Regions from separate parts of the Homo sapiens genome. Here region 2 is linked to region 1. A link is an interaction called in ENCODE POLR2A ChIA-PET data of the cell type or tissue named here. Cell type or tissue: MCF 10A. All regions are shown on one strand. Each heading gives the region's core, and the rest is flanking DNA. Links, peaks and the distances in the headings are about the cores only.

What was found. Peaks named below come from ENCODE experiments on the same cell type or tissue, not always from the same donor. Only the 100,000 strongest peaks of a DNase experiment are listed, where the experiment ranks them.
Region 2: POLR2A ChIA-PET joins it to region 1 with 6 read pairs; 1 of 35 experiments calls an interaction of 5 or more read pairs at or near these places.

The regions. Positions count from the first base shown.
Region 1 is chr18:22,209,683-22,217,181 of GRCh38, reverse strand. It overlaps LOC105372017 (a long non-coding RNA gene), which reads right to left and starts at 1,283. Exons shown (of 3, transcript XR_935279.3): 1 at 1,151-1,283; 2 at 313-503. RefSeq lists an enhancer at 699-1,348. In MCF 10A, for the core only: no CTCF peak of the experiment used is centred there; DNase peaks (open chromatin) are centred at 2,221, 3,411 and 3,671.
Region 2 is chr18:22,540,167-22,547,665 of GRCh38, reverse strand. LOC124904265 (a long non-coding RNA gene) reads right to left here. Exons shown (of 3, transcript XR_007066310.1): 2 at 3,945-4,108. Among named protein-coding and RNA genes, the nearest start is that of CTAGE1, 130 kb to the right of the region's middle. In MCF 10A, for the core only: no CTCF peak of the experiment used is centred there; DNase peaks (open chromatin) are centred at 3,705 and 5,185.

The DNA of each region.
Region 1 (7,499 bases), core at 990-5,989:
TCGGCTCAGTGCAACCTCTGCCTCCCGGGTTCAAGCGATTTCCGGCTAATTTTTGTATTTTTAGTAGAGACAGGGTTTCACCATGTTGGCCAGGCTGGTCTTGAACTCCTGACCTGAAGTGATCCACCCGCCTCGGCCTCCCAAAGTACTAGGATTACAGGCGTGAGCCACAACGCGCAGCCCGCTCTTTTTCATTCTCTCTTCTCTCAACACAAATGTCAGCAATCAGTTCTAAAAGCTGCTTGGGCTTGACAGGTAAGGAAGCATCCAGTGCAGGGAAAAGGCCCCGAGTAAGGCAAAAAACAAACTCACCTTCCACTCTGGAAAAGAAGAGCAGGAACCCGAGACCCCCAGCCCTTGGTTAAAATCAGCCCTGCTGGAAACAGCTTTGTTGAGTCCATGAGAAGGTGGAGCTGAGACAAGTGGCTGCGTGAGCCCAGCTGCTGTGGAGGAATCCGCTCAGAGGAGATGGGGCTGAGATCATGCATGCCACCAAGTGCCAGCTGCAGGTATTTGGGGAGTATCAATTAAAATAGCATGTAGAGGCCAGGCACGGTGGCTTATGTCTGTAATCTCAGCATTTTGGGAGGCTAAGGTGGGAGGGTCCCTTGAGTCCAGGAGTTTGAGACCAGCCTGGGCTACATAGCAAGATCCCGTCTCTACAAAAAAATTAAAAATTAGCTGGGCATCATGGTGCACATCTGTAGTCCCAGCTACTTGGGAGGCTGAGATGGGAGGATGGTTTGCGGCAGGCAGGTCAAGGCTGCAGTGAGCCTTAATCACATCACTGCACTCCAGCCTGGATGACAGAACAAGACACTGTTTAACAAAGTAATAATAATAAAACAAAGAGGGGCACACGTACTCAGGACCTCCTGAGGCTATGTCATAGGCAAAAAAGTAAATAGATAAAAAGAAAAAAGAATGTAGATGGTAGTAAAGTAACCTCCAGCCAGCCATAATTGAAGGAAAGAATAAGTTAGAGAACCCATCTTCTTTGAAATGCAAAGCAGTTTAAAGGAACTGGTTAATGGTGATTAACAGCCATTGAGGGTTTGAATGAAACCCAGAGAAATGACAGAGTGAGTACTTTCTGCTCCAGCACAAATGATGTTGTAAAAAGGATGGTCAGACCCTCCCTTGGGCTTACCGCTGCTGGAGGGCAGATGTGGGTCAGTCTCACCTCCTGAGCAACATAGCCACCTCCTCTGCTGTCTTCTCCTCTTTATTTATTCATTCATTCAAATCAGAGATGGGGTCTCTCTCTGATGCCCAGACTAGCCTTGAACTCCTGGGCTCAAACAGTCCTCCTGCCTTAGCCTCCTTGGGATTATAGACGTGAGCCACCACACTCGGCTTGCATTTTTTTTGTTTGTTTTGTTGTGGTGGTGGTGGTGGTTTTTTTGTTTGTTGTTGTTGTTTGTTTGTTTTGTTTTGAGACAGAGTCTCGCTCTGTTGCCAAGGTTGGAGTGCAATGGCGCGATCTCGGCTCACGGCAACCTCCGCCTCCTGGGTTCAAGCAATTCTCCTGCCTCAGCTTCCCGAGTAGCTGGGATTACAGGAGCCTGCCACCACGCCTGGCTAGCTTTTTGTATTTTTAGTAGAGACAGGGTTTCACCATGCTGGCCAGGCTGGTCTCGAACTTTCAACCTCAGGCAATCCGCCAGCCTCTGCCTCCCAAAGTGTTGGGATTACAGGCAAGAGCCACCACGACCGGTCTGCTTTTTTTTTAATTAAAAAATATTTAATTGACAAATAAAGATTGACTAATTCAAGATGTACCACATGATGATTTGATGTACGTATACGTGGTATGATCATGGCCACAATCAAATCAGTGTCTCCGCCAGCACCCACGCTGCCGCACGCTGTCTTCCGCAGCTGGAAGAGCTTTTCTCAGCTACCAATAGAGGCCTATTTTGGTTACTTATTTAGAAGTTACCATTATTTCTATCATTAGTGGTATTCTAAGTCTTTTGAAATCAAGTAGCATTTCAATTAATTTTTTTTCAAGATCCAAGATTTGAGTCCTTGGAGAGACAGTGACAGGGATTAAAACTCCAGATTAACTCACTCAAAGATGTTGACTTCAACCCTAGTAAATTCATCTCCACTCTGACTCCTCCCAAAGTTGTTCTCAACCGAAGCTTCTATTTTTAATAACTTTCATTGGTAAGATACTTGAGGGGAAAAAAAAACACAATATTTCCTGTAATGATTCATCACTTCTTCCTGAAAGGGAAGCACTGTTGATTCCTAGAGTACAGGACTGTCTGTTTTAAAAGCAAAGCACTTCACAGCCTAACCCCGTTCTGTTGGATGGGACACACTCAGATGGTAATCACATCCATCTGATGTGATTAAAAAAAAAAAAAAGCAATAAGTTTCTTGACATCGCTGGAAGAGAGCCTCTTGCCTCAAACTTCCTAGTGGCATTACAGTGCTCCAGGACTCCACACACAGTCCAAGGGAAGAGAACAAAAAATACCTCATTTTTATTTCAAGTTTACTCTATTAAGCCGTATGCTTGGCAGTTCACATACATGTCATTTAACAACTCTGGGAGATATCCCATTACTCCAATTCTACAGATAAATAAACTGAGTCTCAGAGAAATTAAGAATTATGACCACGGTTGCACAGCTGACAAGTAGAAAATTCAGGATTTAAGTCCAGGTCTGTATTATTGCAAAGCCTTGGTTCTTTCCAATATACTCTGGAGTCCTCTAAACTACAAGATAGTTAATGGAGAGGGTGGGTCTACCTATCATCACCCAGGAGCTTCTGTAGTGCAAATGTCTTTTTAATGATATATAAATTTTTAAAATATGTTTTAATCCAAAAAAACATGTATTGAGCGCTCACTAGATGAATGACATCGCAGTGATTAAAAGAAAAAAAAGCATCTAGTCAGTAAACACATGATGTCAATTTCTTTTCTTTTCTTTTTTTTTTTTTTTTTTTTTTTTGAGATGGAGTCTCACTCTGTCTCCCAGGCTGGAGTGCAGTGGCGCAATCTCAGCTCACTGCAACCTCCGCCTCCTGGGTTCATGTGATTCTCCTGCCTTGTCCTCCCCCGTAGCTGGAACTACAGGCATGTGCTACCACGCCCAGCTAATTTTTGTATTTTAGTAGAGATGGGGTTTCACCATGTTGGCCAGGCTGGTCTCGAACTCCTGACCTCCGGTGATCCACCTGCCTCAGCTTCCCAAAGTGCTGGGATTACAGGTGTGAACCACCACGCTCAGCATTGTTAATTTTTTAAAGTTAATGTTGTTTGAAACCATAGAGCCATTTCCAAAAAAGTGAAGCAATCACAAGCTGTAAATTCCTAACAAGTCTCTGCAAAGCTAGTGGTAAAACAAAAGGAGCTGAGAAGCTGTTTAAAAGCAAGAAGGGAACTTCAGGTACATCAAGTCCAAATGTCCCTATTTATAGACAGTAAACTGAGGCCCAGAAGAGCCCATGACTTGCCCAGGGTCATACAGTTCAACCATGACAGAGCTGAGCCCAGAGCCAAGCCGGTGGGAGTGGTCAGCTCCAGGACTTCAGCAGAGGCACCTTCTACATAACTTCCCCAAGAACCCTCAGAGAGGCCTCCAGCAATAACATAGAATTCCGATCCTGAGGGAGTTCTAACAGAGATCCCTATGGCCCCCGGCAAGCTTCATCATCACAATGTCCTCTTCAGTTAAGCTCTCTAACTTTGGACTGAGGCCCAGTTGCTAAGGATCAGTGGCCAAGCGTGTGGAGAGCGATAGTTAATTTTATGTGTCAGCCTAGCTAGGCTCTGGTGCCTAGTTGCTTGATCAAACACCACAGCTTGGTGCAGTGGCTCAAGCCTGTAATCCCAGCACTTTGGGAGGCTGAGGTGGGAGAATGGCTTGAAGAATTAGATACCAGTCTGGGCAACCTAACAAGACTGAGTCTCAAAACAAAACAAATTAGGCCGGATGTGGTGGCTCATGCCTGTAATCCCAGCACTTTGGGACACTGAGGTGGGCAGATCACTTCAGGCCAGGAGTCCGAGACCAGTCTGATCAACATGGTGAAACCCTGTCTCTACTAAAAATTAAAAAAAAAATTAGCCAGGCATGCTAGTGCACACCTGTAGTCCCAGCTACTTGGGAGGCTGAGGCAGGGGAATCACTTGAATCTGGGAGGCAGAGGTTGCAGTGAGCCGAGATCCCACCACTGCACTCCAGCCTGGGTGACAGAGCAAGACTCTGTCTCAACAACAACAAAAAAAAAATTAGCTGAGCATGGCAGCACAGGCCTGTACTTAAGAGCTACTTAAGAGGCTGAAGCAGAAGATCCCTGAGCCCAGGAATTGAAGCTACATTGAATTACGATGGTACCACTGTACTCCGGCCTGGGCAACAGAGCAAGACCTCCACTTTAAACAAAAAAAAAATCAAACACCAGTCTGGATGTCACTGTGAAGGTATTTTTTAGATGGGACTAACACTGAAATCAGTGGACTTGAAGCAGATTGTCCTCCATCATGTATGTGGGCCTCACCCAATCAGTAGAAGGTCCTAAAAGAGTAAAGATTGAAGTTTCCCCCAGAAGAAATTCTTTTCCCTGCCTGGCCAACATGGTGAAACCGCATGCAAAAATCACCCAGGCATGGTGGCAGGTACCTGTAATCCCAGCTACTCGGGAGGCTGAGGCAGGAGGATCACTTGAACCCAGGAGGTGGAGGTTACAGTGAGCCGAGATCAAGCCACTGCACTCCAACCTGGGTGACAGAGTGAGACTCAGTCTCAAAAAAAAAGGGAATTATTTTCAAGACTGCATCATAAAAACCCTGCCTGCATTTCCAGACTCCTGCCCTGTGGAATTCAGACTCAAGACCAACATCAGTTCTCACCTGAGTCACCAGCTTACTGGCCTGCTCTACAGATTTCAGACTTGCCAGCCCTCACAATCACATGAGCCAATTTCTTAAAACAAATCTCTCTCTGTCTCTCTGTCTCTCTCTCTCTGTCTGTCTGTCTCTGTCTCTGTCTCTCTCTCTCTCTCTCTCTCTCTCTCTCTCTATATATGTATATATATATATATATATATATATTCAAGGATATATATAAAATCAAAAATCCAATATATGGATTATATATGTATATATCCTATTGGTTCTGTTTCCCTGGAGAACCCTAACACATGGAGCATGAATGAATGGTGTGACTCTAGGCTGAAAATGGGAAGTGGAAAGCAGATAAATTAGTGAGTGCCCATCTTGTGAAAGGCACTATGCTAGCATCATGTTCCAGGGTACAAACTCTGCCCCTACCCTCAAAAAGCAGAAGTTGAATAAGGCTTCAAGGCTGAAGACTGGCATACGAGGCAGATTATGTCACCCTCCTTTTTGAGATAAGAGCACTGCAGCCTTGAGAGATTCCAGAACTTGTTCAAGCCTCAGAGCTGCTGTGTGGAGCCAAGATTCAAACCCCCATTTGCATGACTCTGAAGGCACAGTGTTTCCATTTCACCACAGCCCTGATTTATCTATGATGTCTCCGGAGTCAAAAGGGGGAGAAGGCTTCAGGTAAGATGGAGAGGGCCACAATGTCAAATGCTTCTAAAAGGTCAAGGAAAGAAGGTTGGATGGTGCTGGGGACAGGGGAGAAAAGCTCCATCTGCTGCCCCAATTCAAGATATAAACAACTGAAGGCTTCCCATGGTCAGTTCCAAAATAAAGGTATCTCTGACCCATTTAGAAAGAAAAGGAGGCACCTTCTGAAATTTCTCCTGGAAGGACTCAACTGGAAATCATGCCTAGTGATATCAAAGAGTCAGAAATTTTTTTTGGAGACTCAAGTGATCGGTAAAATGTAAATGGAAGAATAGGGTAAACAAAGCTACAAAGAAGGAAGTCCTGGTAAAAGTACAAAGAATAATAAGTATATAAGAAACAATGGGCCGGGTGCAGTGGCTCACACCTGTAATCCCAACATTTTGGGAGGCCCAGGCGGGTGAATCACCTGAGGTCAGGAGTTCGAGACCAGCCTGGCCAATGTGATGAACCCCCCATCTCTACTAAAAATACAAAAATTAGCCAGGCGTGGTAGCACACGCCTATAGTCCCAGCTACTCGGAGGCTGAGGCAAGAGAATCACTTGAACCCGGGAGGCGGAGGTTGCAGTGAGCCAAGATAGCGCCAGCCTGGGTGACACAGTGAGACTCCATGGCAAAAAAGAGAAAAAAAAGAATATAAGAAAGAATGAACAGAATGTTGAATTATAGAAATGTTAAATATTATTAAATCTATGCCAATGTATTCCACACAGGCCAATTTGTATTTGGTATGCCATTATAAATTATAAGTAACAAGCAACCGGTGTTCCCAGGATGATTTTCCATGGATAAGAAGCCCTGTGTTCTTAGTATATGGGTCCTCTGAATTAACTATAGTGGGTTCACAAAGTTTATTCAAATGGAGTCATCACTCTTTCCTGCCAGCCCAGCTACTGGTCATTGCCCAGCTGATTAGAGCCAGAGGTCTTCCCTCTGCCAGATTCAACAAGAGGGAGCATGAAGAATGCAGTCTCTTATTTACAAGCTGTGAAGCCTGCAAAAACTTTGCCGAGTGTATCTGTCCATTTGGTGATAACTGATCTCCAGTGGCTCAGAAAGGGCGGTTGTTTGGGTTAGCAAGTATAGGTGTCTGTCCTGATTTTCTGCTCTCGCAATGCTTCCATTTACTTCAGCAAATGTGGCCTGGTGATTCACTGGAGACCAATGGTCATGTGGGCTACTCCCTGGAAGGAACTCAGAGGTGGTGTTTGGAGACACATGCAATCTTTGAAAACCCATACTGGCCCAAGTCTCAGTATCTTGTTAATTCCTAAACCGATTAATGAAGCATTACTCAGAGTAAAAAGAAGTTATAGCCTCTGCCAAAGTCCAAGCTTTTGCTCACAATGTTTGGTTCTTGCATTTCCTTCAGGGACCTCTCAGCCTAGCCCACAGCACCAAGGTCATGGATCCCCGAGCCTGGAAACCTGAGCTCTATACTGACGAACCACAACCCAACCTTTCTGAGACTCAGTTTCCTCAGCTGGACCTCAGTCAAGTCTCTTCCATCTCTAAAGTTATATGAATTGATGATTTAAGTGAATAAATGCAGTGTGAGGTACCTAGATTTCCTTAATCAGACAACACCATGAAAAGTGTTTCCACCAACACCTGAACCACCAGCAGTACAAATAGAAACTGCATATTCTCTCAGAAAACACAAGAGAATCAACCGAAAAAAAATATGAGAATTTTAAATGGTTCTGGGAAAGAGGCTTACTATACTCTTAATGAACATGACAATCCATTAGAATAAACTAACATCAAAAAGTATTGAACACCTAAGAATAAACTTAACCAGAAACATGCACAAGATCTACAGGAAGAAAAGGTTAAAATTCTTATGAGGGACACAGAAAAAAAAATTTTAACAAACAAAAAAGACATACTTCATCTTGGACAGGAAGACTTAATAAAATTAA
Region 2 (7,499 bases), core at 1,520-6,519, 330 kb before region 1:
AAAACGCACAAGGAAATTAAAAACGAAAGGCATCAAGGTCTAGAATATTTTTCTCGGTATAACTAACTTCTGTTCTTAGATGAGTTACTCTTAACAAGTTACTTCTGAGAGTAATGTGAGATGATAAACACTGGAAGAGACTGACCGGTGAATCCCCAGGAATTCTCACTGCTCCTTTTGAAAAACTGTCCATTAGACAAGAGAGGATCTGGCATTCCTATGTTTTCTCTCTTTGTGTCTCTCTCTCTGTCACACACACACTCACACTCACACACATACACACACACACCATCCCGTGGTGATGTCCAAGAAGAAGATAGTAGGCCTTCATTGGGTCTACTTACATGGCCTTAAGAATAAGCATATATAATTCCTACGAGAAACTATTCCATTTTTGGCACTGTTGCTGGTGTTAAACGTCCACCCAGGAGTTTTTTTGACAAACTAGCAGGAGAGAACTCGAGCGATTCTAGCCCTCTCAGAGGAACTACATTGGAATGTTTTACTGCCTATCTATGAAGGACAAACTGACTCTGAATCTGGCTGCTCTGGGAGTGTGTTCCCGAGTGTCCAGGGAATGAATATAAGTCAGCCAAGAGTATGAGAAGGCAGCAGACACCATGGAGAGACAACTTGCCCTAGAAAACAGACCATAGGAAAGGCCTTAGGAAAAATGATGCTGCCTTTTGAATAGATAGCGCTAGTAGTTGGCATGACGGTGCCAACTATTCAAATCACATATAAATTCGGCTGCCTTTTTAAGCTGTATATCAGCCTTCAAAAATATGCATTCCATTCAGTGACAAAGGGTGAGAACCTGGCTGAGCACTTTTGTTTTAAGAGCCATGGGAAAAACATGGGAGACAAAGCAGAATAATAAAGGACAATAATATTTGGTTTTCACGTACAACTATGCTACGGTTATAGTAACAAATTTGCCAAGGTTCAAACAGATTTAACCTCCCTTTAAAAACTAATCTGTTGGTGAGATACTGTGGCAGGAAAAGCTGTTCATGTCATCTTATTCCTAACAGAATGGAAAAGACCGGTTTATATGGTTTTTGCTCCTCCCCCTCACCTGTAGCCTCCACTGGGATTGGGTGTGATTATTGTCTCTTGCTCACAGCTCACAGGGAACATAGGGTGGGCTCACCCTCAAATGTAAAATGATATTGATATGCAACATCAAATGTACCCTTGAAATGAAAGACTGATTTGTGTATTTCCTTTTTAATATTCCGACTCATACATGTTGCCATTTCTACTCACTAGTTACCCTGGAGACTATGTTCTGAATGCTATTATATAAACATTGAAAGATATCTTTATTTAACCAATCAAACATTGGAAGGAAGCACTAGCTCAGTCAATCCTGCCAAGCCATCACAAGGAGATCCTGCTGTAAGAAGGAACTGGGTCGATCTCAGGGGCTAACCCAAGGTTAGGCTTCAGGCTATCTGTGAATTTGCATCTCCTCCTTGGAGAAAGGATCTTGTACTTTTTGGATTCACTGCACTGGGGAGTGAAGTGAATCGCTAAACCTCAAGGGCACATCCAGAGACTAACTAATTAATCCCAGCATTAAGGGAAGACCTGTCCACATTCCGTACACTGGTGAGGCTCATTATATGGTGTATGTAGATGCAATTCATGAACTGGGATATGAAGTCGTGGCAACTTAATCTTGACAGTGTTGTAATGAATAAAGCATGTCCAAAGCTTGGTAGGTTAGGTGATACCTCTGCAAAGCATCACCATGAACCTACCAATGGAAGCACGTTTTAATTGTGTTTGGCTTCTTGTATCTCAGCTTTAGATCATGTAACCTGTGGAGAGCATCCATTGGTTGACATGTTTTGCTGAGTTATTTTGTAGTTTATGAGATGTGGAAGAAAGAAACTCGGCTCCCAGCTATTACCTAAGATTCACAGGGCTTTGCTCAATTTGCAAATGTTCTTTCTGTGGTTGACTTCATTAGCTTCTCTCCACCCCAGTTTTGGCTATTCTTAGAAGGGGAATTAAATCATTGAAATCCAAGCTTCTCAGGTTTCCCTGCCCCCAGGGAGAGTAGATTTAGAGTGTTCATAAGAAAATCAACTCACCCCTAATCAACTGGCTCAAAGAGACTCAAAGTGTTCCCCGCCCCCCGCCTTTGACAATCCTTCCAATAAAACTTCTTCACTTCTTCTGTCTTTAGGTGGGGAGCTCTCTCAGAAAGTTCACACAGTGAGTGTGGTTTGTGCATTCAATATTAAGATCTAATCATTGTCTCTTGAGGGCTGAAGAATGAAAACACTGGATAAGAGCCCACCTCCTGGCTTCACGCTTGTCAGGACCAGGATCTATTAACCTTTTAAAGAAATACTGATAATAAAAAGCAGACAAAGAGAGCCATGTGAATTGGCATCTAATCAATAATGTTCTGAGTTTTTTCCCCCTTAGGTTACTCAGAGCCGCGTGAGCAAACAAGATTTTACTGTTCCAAGCCCTGCTGTCTTGTGCATAATGCATAACTCTCTTGCACGCTCCCATTCTCTTCTGAGACATTTTATTATTATTATCATCATAGAAGAGGTCAGATTCCCTTTAATTAAAGGATATACAAGTCAGAAACTCCCCACCTCACTTTCCCCAAAATTAAAGAATTGCAAGGCTGGGTTTCCCTCCCATTGCCTCCTGGCTGGGCAGGACCCCAGTGGTAGGAGGTTGGGAGGATGTGGTACAAGGATGTGGTGTGAGGACCTGGTGCTGGGACCCGTGCCACCACGCCCAGGCAGCTGCTTTCTTTTTCTGCATTAGTTCCTCATGTTATTTGACCTAGAAACTTTGGATGTGGACTGCATCACATTTTTGGAATGATACATTTTACTCATTAAACCTTTTGCCCTATAGTTGATTTATTTCTCCTGGGCTAAAATTGGACTCATCCTGAAACAGGCGTCTTTGGCACAGCAGAAACTTCAGCACTAGCGAGTCTCCTCATAACTGGTGTCATGGGATGTTCTGGTTTACCCTTAGTTTACTTCCCCTGTCTGCCATCTCATCCACCCCTCCAGCCCTTCTCTCCTGCTCTCTCCAAATTCGGTCCCCACCCTTGACCCCTACTACATATATCACCGAAAGAAGAAATGCATAGATGACTCTTCCTGAGCAAAGTCGATTCCTTATTTCAGCATGGGTGTGCCTGATTTCCTAGGTGCATGCCAGGCAGCCCAAGAGTGGCATTGGTTTTGACCTGTCATCCTTAATCTCCACCGATGGGGTGTTTTGAAGCACTGCCTAGCCAAGTTCACCTTGGTGGACCCTTTAGGGGAGCACTATGATGCCAAAAGAAATCACACAACATGAGGAAGAGGCAAATGAAAGGTAAATGGTAGTTTACAAGGACTTCTATTTTTCCATTAAAAACACAAAAAATCTATGTTCCAAGCTAGGACTTGAAATAGGTGTGGTCAGTGCCATTGGCCAGTCTCTGCGATAAATTCTCCTCTTAAGAAAAAAAGAGTAGGAGATTATTTAAAGCACCCACTTACTCTCACTAAGTTCAGATCCTCTCAAAATTAGACCAAGAAAAATCCATTTCTATATCAAGCATGCCTTCCAGAATGAACTTAAATGTACACAACTTTCCAGGCCCGATCTGAAATCCTGTTTGAATTCCAGCCAGGCCTTGACCCCAGGGGATGTGAGGAACAGGAGTGGCGAAACCAGTTATTGTCTATTTCGTTAGATGCTGGAGTTGAATTTGGGAGCATGATTAATGCTAGCTCCTTCTTCCCCTCCCTCCAGCCAAACGCTCAAATCACCCAGGCTTCTTGCAGGATAAACATGTCTGCTAGTTTGTTCCCAGGAATTCTCCTATAGTTTTCCTTGTAATATATTAATCTGCCCCTTTCATCGCCTTTCCCCCAACTTAACTGGCACCTTGCCCCTCCACTCTTTACCTGTTTGAACCTGGATTTGAAGGCTTGGATCCTCTTGGGAGTCTGTGCACATTTGTCAAAGCTTAGTCAAGGTCCCCCCAAGCCAGAATGGAGTTTGCTTTTCCTGTGTTTATGCTCTATTCCCAGGACCTCGCTTGTCTGTTTCTGGTGCTCAATCATTATTCCTGTGGAAGAAAGTAATTTTTAATAGTTTCAATAACTATTTAAAGAACCTGAACGAATATCCACATTTTAAAAGAACCCAGGCCTAATGTGTCCTCTTTCCCCAACCACTTCCCACAGTCACCCAACGTTTAGGGAGAGCCTTTGATGAGGCAGCAGCTTGGCTGTGTCTTCACTACACGATTCTATTCAATCTCACCACCAGCCTTTATGCAGGACTCTGCACATGGCAGGCTCTCGATAAATGGGCTCTGGTTAAGTGGACTACCTTATGGAACAGAGTTATCAGTATCAGCTGAACCTTTTTATTTTATTTGTTGAGACATGGTCTCACTGTATCACCCAGCCTGGGTTGCAGTGGCACAATCATGGCTCACTGCACCCTCAACTTCCTGGGCTCAAGCGATCCTCCCACATTAGCCTCCCAAATAGCTGGGACCACAGGTGCACACCACCACACTCAGCTATTTAAAATAAATTTTTTGTAGAGGCAGGTTCTCACTTTGTTGTCCAGGCTGGTCTCGAACTCCTGGGCTCAAGAGATCCTCCTGCCTTGGCCTCCCAAAGTGCTGGGATTACAGGTGTGAGCCACCACACTGAGCCAGCCTAACTTTAAAACGGAGAATAATGGAGCTCCAGCGTAATTAAGTGACTTAACCAACATACTGTGATCTGACTGATTTCGCCCTCTGTCCATCCCTTGTTTTCTTTGTCATATCCATGGCCCTTAAAGCCACTGTCCCACTGGTACCATAAAGAGGATTGTCTAACATCGCTCATTGCTTCAGAAATGCATGGTGCTATTTATGGAGACAGCATGGGTGACTGACCAGCGTGGTATTTTTCTTCTTGGCCTTTGGAATGTAGCCTACAGCATTTGCTCCAGAAAACCTCACACAGATTTGTGTTTGCAGAAAAGGGTCCAAAGACTTAATTATTTTTTGGGAGTGCTAGTATTTGTCCTTTGCTAACCAGGTCATCCTTCAGACAGAAAAAAATGCTGTGTATGACCCAGCCAAGGCCGCTGCTCAATGGAGTTGACGGCAGGCCAGAAACTCAAGGCCCTGCCCACAGGCCTGAGCATGTCCAGAGAGTGAAGTGCCAGAGGGCAGCTCTCTGTGTGCACCCCTGCATGCCTGTCTGTCTCCAAAGCCTTTGTTCAAGCCTGAAGGAGACTCTGAAAGCAATGCCCACTTGACCCTTCTTGATGGGTGTTTGCATTGAGCTGAATGAGAAAAAGGCAACCAGCCTCTTCAGACAGAAACAAGCAAAGCACCGTCCAACAGGCAGCACCATGGCCTGGGCATGTCCATGACTTGCAACGTCTCAAAATGTGCGTTTCCATTATTATCAGTGGAAGCTGCCACATCGGTCCCTCCTGGAAAGGGTATGTAGAAGTGTCATTAAGTAAAAACTTTAGAATTTCAACATTTGGTCTTTCTGCCTTCCCAACAACTGTTTTACAGATATGTTCACGTGACTAAGATTCTTGCTCAAAATCCCCGAGCATTTGAGAGTAAATTACCAAGGGCCCAAGTGGTGGGCCCTCTCATCTTCAACAGTGTGTTCTTGGGGGTCTTTGATTGGCCATAGGAGGGGTTTAATCTATGAGTCCATCGGAGCTGCTGGCTGTGATGACCCTAAAGGGAGAAGGGAACTCAGAGTCTGGAGGGGAAGGTGCAGCATTCACTCTATAAATACTTATTATATCTTCATGGTATGCAGAGCAGTGTGCTAGGTAGAGAAGGACTTGTAAGCAGGCCCCCTCCAAGCTCTCTAGATCAATTGACACCTACCAAGGAATCTCTGTTCCGGAAGATGCAACAATTCCAAATGTGGATGTCAGCAGCCCCTAGGGTACCCAGATAGTATTTATGTCAGCAAAACTACATTTAGAGTGACAATAATAATCTGAACTGGTGAGTCCTCTCATGAAATCAAGACTGATTTTATCCTTTCTTACATGTAGAAATTCCCAATGTGTGTTTTTTTTCTAAAAAAATTTTCAGCTTGTTTTAAAGCACACACAGCTACCATTTGTAGAGTTGTTGATAGATCAAATGGGAGAATGCACTTAAAGGACTTTCCTTTAAAAGGCAAAAAGGACTGTGTTTGTCCTCAGTAAATGTTAGCTGCTATGATCACCCTTGTCACGTCATTGTAGTTGTCATCATTGTTGTGTGTATTGCTCAATACTTTTTTTGCTTGCCTTTGAACAAGAGAAAAATCAATGAGATCTGAGAGGTCTGGAGTTAAAAATTTCCTCTTTATATTTTGACTTACACTTTTTGAGGTGTAAAGTGAAGATGAGTTTGCCTCAATTATTTATTTATTTTTTGAGACACAGTCTCGCTCTGTCGCCCAGGCTGGAGTGCAGTGGCGCCATCTTGGCTCACTGCAAGCTCCATCTCCCGGGTTCACACCATTCTCCTGCCTCAGCCTCCCGAGTAGCTGGTACTACAGGCGCCCGCCACCATGCCCAGCTAATTTTTTGTATTTTTAGTAGAGATGGGGTTTCACCATAGCCAGGATGGTCTCAATCTCCTGACCTCATGATCCACCCACCTTGGCCTCCCAAAGTGCTGGGATTACAGGTGTGAGCCACCACACCCAGCCGAGTTTGCCTCCATTTTTAAACTGCTGGCCCTTGTGTGAGCAACAATGGACATCCCATTTTAATGGGATTATCCTGCAATTTAGTACCTTTGTCAAGGAACCTGAAAAATTCAAAGAGCCTGTGTACATGCTTCATATCTTATTGACACTAAACCTTGGAAGTGGAGAAGAGAAGGGACTCAGCATTTACTAAAAGTATAGCATGTTCTAGGTATTTCTTATAGGCTATGGGATGAATTCCCAAGATTCATATGTTGTGTCCCTTCCCAAAATTCCTATGTTGAAGTCCTAATGCCTAGTACCTCAGAATGTGACTTTATTTGGAGATAGGGTCTTTAAAGAGGTAATTAAGGTAAAATGAAGTCGTATGGGTGGGTCTGAATCCAAATATGCTTGGTTTCCCTATATGAAGAGAAGATTAGGACACACATACACGCAGAGAGGAGACCATAAGAAAACACAGGGAGAAGGCGGCTGTCTACAAGCCAAGGAGAGAGGCCTCAGAAGAAACCAATCCTGCCAACACTTTGATCTCAGATTCCAGCCTCCAGAACCATGAGAAAAGGGAATTTTGTTTTTTAAGCCACCCAGTCTGTGGTACTTTGTTATGGCAGCAGTAGCAAACTAATACAACATATATTAACTCATTGAATCCTTTGTACAAACCAATGCATTACTACCACCAATTTGTAGGTAAGAAAATTAGTGATTTGAGATATAAGGAACTTGTCCATGGCCTCACAGGTGGTCAACTAGCTTGGCCAGGCTTTGAATCCA